2 separate regions of the Homo sapiens genome follow, and region 2 is linked to region 1. Evidence: chromatin loops called from intact Hi-C (ENCODE). Cell type or tissue: MCF 10A. All regions are shown on one strand. Links, peaks and the distances in the headings refer to the core of each region. The heading gives the core; the rest is flanking DNA.

The links. Peaks named below come from ENCODE experiments on the same cell type or tissue, not always from the same donor. Only the 100,000 strongest peaks of a DNase experiment are listed, where the experiment ranks them.
Region 2: a loop joins it to region 1, with 21 times the contacts of the local background. A loop is called at or near these places in 11 of 110 quality-filtered maps.

What each region holds. Positions count from the first base shown.
Region 1 is chr13:27,283,204-27,286,119 of GRCh38, forward strand. No RefSeq gene overlaps it. Among named protein-coding and RNA genes, the nearest start is that of RASL11A, 14 kb to the left of the region's middle. In MCF 10A, for the core only: no CTCF peak of the experiment used is centred there; a DNase peak (open chromatin) is centred at 1,128.
Region 2 is chr13:26,945,536-26,948,451 of GRCh38, forward strand. No RefSeq gene overlaps it. Among named protein-coding and RNA genes, the nearest start is that of USP12-AS1, 180 kb to the right of the region's middle. In MCF 10A, for the core only: a CTCF peak has its summit at 1,589 (motif pointing right); a DNase peak (open chromatin) is centred at 1,596.

The DNA of each region.
Region 1 (2,916 bases), core at 151-2,650:
CTAGACTAGAGTGTGGTTTAGCTGATATGAAATCCAAATGGCTCCCATAAGAGACAAGTGTCTTTCTCCCACACATGCAGGTAAGCTGGGCACTGATGCTCCGCTCTGGGGATTCTTGGGGGCCCTGGCACCCCCTCTCTGTCTCTCTGCCTTTCCCAGGTGCCACCCTCACGATGGCTCTCAGCCACGTCCACATTCCTGGTAGCAGAAAGGGGGCTGGAAAGGGCAGGGCAAGAGCAGGCTCCCTTCCTGTTTTTTGGAGACAGAGTCTCGCTCTGTTGCCCAGGCTGGAGTGCAGTGGTGCAATCTTGGCTCACTGCAACTTCTGCCTCCCGGGTTCAAGAGATTCTCCTGCCTCAGCCTCCCGAGTAGCTGGGATTACAGGTGCTGCCACAACGCCCGGCTAATTTTTTGTATTTTTAGTAGAGATGGGGTTTCACCATGTTTGCCAGGCTGCTCTCGAACTCCTGACCTCAGGTGATCCACCCGCCTCAGCCTCCCAAAGTGCTGGGATTATAGGCGTGAGCCACCGTGCCTGAGCCAGACTTTCTTCCTTTAAGGCAAGGGCGCTGAACTTAACCATATCCCTTCATTCACTTCCACCATGTGACAGAGAAATGCACTCCTTAGCATGGCGGCTCTTGTCTGACCGAAAATTACAATTTATTTAAGGAGCTGAGAATATTGTAAGATAGAGTTTCTTGGGTTTTTGCAGGTTTGTATGGGACGAAAAAGAGAAGGGGTGATTTTCTTTCAAGTCTGGCTAGAAAAGGAAGTGGATGTTTGCTCCCCAATGGCATTGTCCTGTGTCTTCTCAGTGGCTTCTCTGTTTCTGGGCCCGAGAAGCCTGGAGACTCCAGGGCGCCTGTCTCAGCATCTCCTGAGTCACCCACACCAATCACAGCAAGGTCCCCAGCCTCAGCTGGGTGTGGTCAGACTGGAGAACACATCTGATGGTCAATGTCATCCTCATTTATGAATGTGGGGAGCTTGGGATGGAGGAAATGAGAGAAGTGGTAATTCATGGGCTCTGGTTCTCTATCTGGAGATGTAAAAGGAGTTGGGTGTAGTGGCCAAAGCTGGGCTTCCTTTCTGTGCCAGTTCCATGGGCTCTGGTGCCCTCTAGCCTGGCCCTGAGATCAAAGCACCCCTGGGTGGGGTGGGAAAGGCATCTGAAAATCAAACTTGATTGGTGCTGCTGGAGCTGTTCAAACCTGTGAAAGGTAGACTAGATAGTGGATTATGCAAGTCCTTTTGGAACTTGGGTAAGTTATTTCGCCTACCTGGCCCTTAAATTCTTCATTTATAAAATGAAAGGTTGAGGTTACATTAATGCTCCACAGAATCTAGCATGTAGTAGAATCACACTTGTCTAAATGCACTGTCAGAGATCCTGACACAGGCTGGGTGCAGTGGCTCACGCCTGTAATCCCAGCACTTTGGGAGGCCGAGGCAGGCAGATAACCTGAGGTCAGGAGTTCGAGACCAGCCTGGCCAACATGGGGAAACCCATCTCTACTAAAAATACAAAAATTAGCAGAGCAGAGCGTGGTGGCACATGCCTGTAATCCCAGCTACGCGGGAGGCTGAGGGTGCAGAATCACTTGAACCCAGGAGGCAGAGGTTGCAGTGAGCCTAGATCGCACCATTGCACTCTAGCCTGGGTGATGAGAGCGAAACTCCGTTTCAAAAAAAAAAAATAAGAGAGAGATCCTGACACAGCAATTCCAGCTGGGGCCCAAGAATAATAATACCCAAAACCTACTGAGCACTTGACATGTGTCAGACACTGTTCTGAAGAGTTTTATTTCTGGATTAACTCATTTTATCCTACAACAGACCTGTGAGGTATGTATTTATCATCCTGATGTTACAGATATGCAAATTGAGGCACATGGCAGCTGACAGACTTTCCCCAGGTCATACAATTAGGGAGCCGCAGAGCTGAGACCCAAGGCCTGTGACGTTGCCTGCCAATCTTGCATTCTTTGGTACTGCTTTTTTTTTTTTTTTTTGTTACAGAGTCTCGCTCTGTTGCCCAGGCTCACTGCAACCTTTGTCTCCCAGATTCAAGTGATTCTCCTGCCTCAGCCTCCTGAATAGCTGGGATTACAGGCACCTGCCACCACACCTGGCTAATTTTTGTATTTTCAGTAGAGACGGGGTTTCACCATGTTGGCCAGGCTGGTCTCGAACTCCTGACCTCAGGTGATCCACTCGCCTCGGCCTCCCAAAGTGCTGCGATTACGGACGTAAGCCACCGTGCCTGGCCTTCTTTGCTACTGCTTTAACAAGACGCTGTCATAAACCACAAGCCAGCCTTTCTGCTGGATCTGTAAATAAACATTGCCCCAAGGGAGCTTGAACTTTAGTAAAGAAGCTAAGATTGATGCTCAAATCACGGAATACAAGGCTGACCCACAAAGAAGCCCAAGAAAGGAAGAGCAATGTGCCCTGGGAGCAGAGTGGGTGGTCCACAAGGGGGCTCCAGTCTTTCTGACAGGAGGGGTTAAAGTGAGCATCTGAGAGAAGGAGGCACTGAATGTGGCTCCCAAATTGAGGAACATGTCAGGGGTCGGGTAGGCGGGGAGCTTCCAGCCAGAGACAGTGGCCTGTGCTCAGAGTACCAGGTACTGATGTGACTGGGCATTCTCCAAGGTGCAGGTCCTTTGGTTTGGTGCGGACACATATAAGAGAGACTCAGTGGGAGGGAAGGCAAGTCTGCGTCCAGATTGTGAAGAGCATTGATGTCCTTCCAAGACAGGAAAGAGGCAGTGGAAGCCCCAGGGGCAGCCAATACAGCAGAATGTGTTAGAGAGAAGAGGAAACTGTGGCCATCTCAAAAGTACCCTGAAGGCTGGGCACAGTGGCTCATGCCTGTAATCCCAGCACTTTGGGAGGCTGAGGTGGGTGGAT
Region 2 (2,916 bases), core at 187-2,686, 340 kb before region 1:
CACATACACAAACACACACACACACACACAACTCAAAAGGGATCAAAGACCTAAATGTAAGTGATACAACTGTAAAACTCTTTGAAGAAAGCATATGACTAAATCTTCATGACCTTTGATTTGGCAAAGGCTTCTTAGATATGAGACCTAAAGTATGAACAACAAAAGGAAAAACAGATAAATTGGACTTCATCAAAATTAACACATTTGTCCTTCAAAGGACACCATCAAGAAAATGAAAAGACACCTATTGAAAGGAAGAAAAATTTTGCAAATCATATATCTGATAATGGGATTGTATCATATATCTGATAAGGGAATTGTAAAGAACTCTTTGCAACTCAATAACAAGAAGAGGAACCACTTGATTCTAAAATGAGCAGAAGACATGGCTAGGCATTTCTCCATGGAAAATACACAAATGCCCAGCAAATACATGAAAACATGCTCAACATCATTAGCCATCAGGGAAATGTGAATCAAATCATAATGAGCTACCTCTTCACACCTACAGGATGGTCAGATTAAAAATGACAACAACAGCTGGTGACAATGTGGGGAAAGAAGCGTCAAAATATTAAACGTAGTTAACATTTGACCCAGTAATTCCATTCCTAGGTATATGCACACACAAAAAATGAAAACAGGCTCACACAAAAACTTGCACATGAACGTTCATAGCAGCATTATTCAAAATTGCCAAAAAGTAAAAACAGCTCTAATGTCTATCAACTGACGAGTGCATAAATAAAATGTAGCACATTCATACAAAGGAATATATTCAGCAGTAAAAAGGAAAGAAATACTAATACATGATAAAACATAGATGGGCCTTGAAAACACTAAGCTAACGAAAAAGGCCAGCCAAGAAAGACCACACAATCAAGTGATTCTGTTTATATGAAATGCCCAGGATAGGCAAATCCACAGAGACAAAAAAGTAGCTTAGTGGTTGGCAGGGCCTAGGAGAGAAGGGGAGATCGAGGGGTCACGGCTGAAGGGTATGGAATTTCCTTGGGAGGAGATGAGGGTGTTCTAAAATTGTGATGATGGTTGCACAACTCTGTGAATATAAGAGCTAAAAACTATTCAATTGTACACTCTAAACAGGCGAGTTCACTGGCATATGAATTACATCTCAATGAAGCAGTTATGAAGAAGAGAAAGAAGGAAGAGAAGGAGAAAAGGAAGGAAGGAAAGAAGGGGAGGAAGAAAGAAAGGAGAGAGATTCCTGCCCCAAAGACCTTCTTAAACTAAAGACAGTTGGAGAACACACTCTAGGCTCAGATGTGTCCTCATTGTGTCCGTGGGTAAGATGAATAGTAATTAACTCTCCTGCCAATGTCCCCTGCCACAGCTTCCTCTGAGCAGCAGGGTCTGGGACAGGCAAAGGGAACAAAGACTGTATCTGCCATGGCCTCTATCACTTCAGGGCACAATGCTGACTCTAGTCCCCCAAGTAGTATAAAATACTTTTGATAGAGCATGACTTTTTACCTACGCTTGACCAGAAATGGATCCCTGTGTAACCCTGTGTACAGAAATTACTAATCCTAGCTTTAGGATGAAGTTGCTATTGGTACAAATAGCCACAAGATGACAGTGTCGTCCTACTCAAATTCTTAACACAAGGCCCTGTCCTCAGCTCCTCTTCATAAGAGGTGTAAATGAAGTGATGCTAGTTTCCTGCCCTTCTGAGAACACTAGGCTTGAATTGTATTTGAATCAATTTTTTTTTTTTTTGAGACGGAGTTTCACTCTTGTTGCCCAGGCTGGAGTGCAATGGCATGAGCTCGGCTCACTGTAACCTCCAACTCCAGGGTTCAAGCAATTCTCCTGCCTCAGCCTCCCAAGTAGCTGGGATTATAAGCATGCACCACCACGCCCAGCTAATTTTTTGTATTTAGTGGAGACAGCGTTTCACCATGTTGGCCAGGCTGGTCTCAAACTCCTGACCTCAGGTGATCCACCCGCTTCGGCCTCTCAAAGTGCTGGGATTACAGGCATGCACTACCACACCCTGCCATGAATCAATTATTATAAAATAACTATTAAAGTATTAGCTAAATGAGAAGGAATCATGCTTAGGATTAAATAGCCCTTCTTTATTAAACCTTCTTACCAAAAATGTGATGGGAAAACTATTCAAGAATGAAAGCAAAGATTGCATTTTGATGGTTTCAACAGAAAAATGGATAAGCATGATATGGTTCATACAAGCAATGGAACATGATTCAGCCTTAAAAAGGAAGGAAATTCTGACACATGCTACTACATGGGTGAACCTTGAGGACATTATGCTAAATTAAATAAACCAGTGCAAAAGGAAAAATATTGTATGATTCTACTCATATGAGGTATTTAGAGTAGCCAAACTCATAGAGACAGAAAGTAGAATGGTGGTTGCAGGGGCTGGGGGAAAGAGCGGGGAGTTGTTTAACGAGGACAGTTGCAGTTTTGCAAGATGAAAGAGTTCTGTAGATAGTGGTGATGATGTGAATGTATTTAATGTCACTGGTGCACTTAAAAATGGTTAAAATTGGTAAAGTTTATGTGATGTATATTTTACCACAATATTTAAAAAGTAAGTTACTTTTAAAAATTTTCAGAATCATTTTTTGGGGGAGCATTGAAAAGTCCTCAGATGAGATGGTCACTCCCAGAATGAGGCAGAGAAGCGGGAGGGGAAGAGGGTGTCTGGAGAAGGGTGGGCACAGGCCCACCAGCCCAAAACATCCCTCCCCACCCTTTGCTGACCCCGCTCCTCTCGAAGCTTCTGGCCACCCTGCTGCTCAGCAGCTCAGATCCAGGTGGCTGAGGGCCACTCTGGATGAGTACAGGAGTCACCAAAATTCACATTTGGGTAATAGCTTGAGTCAAAAGGTGCTGAGAGCTTCCATTAGGACTGACCTCTGG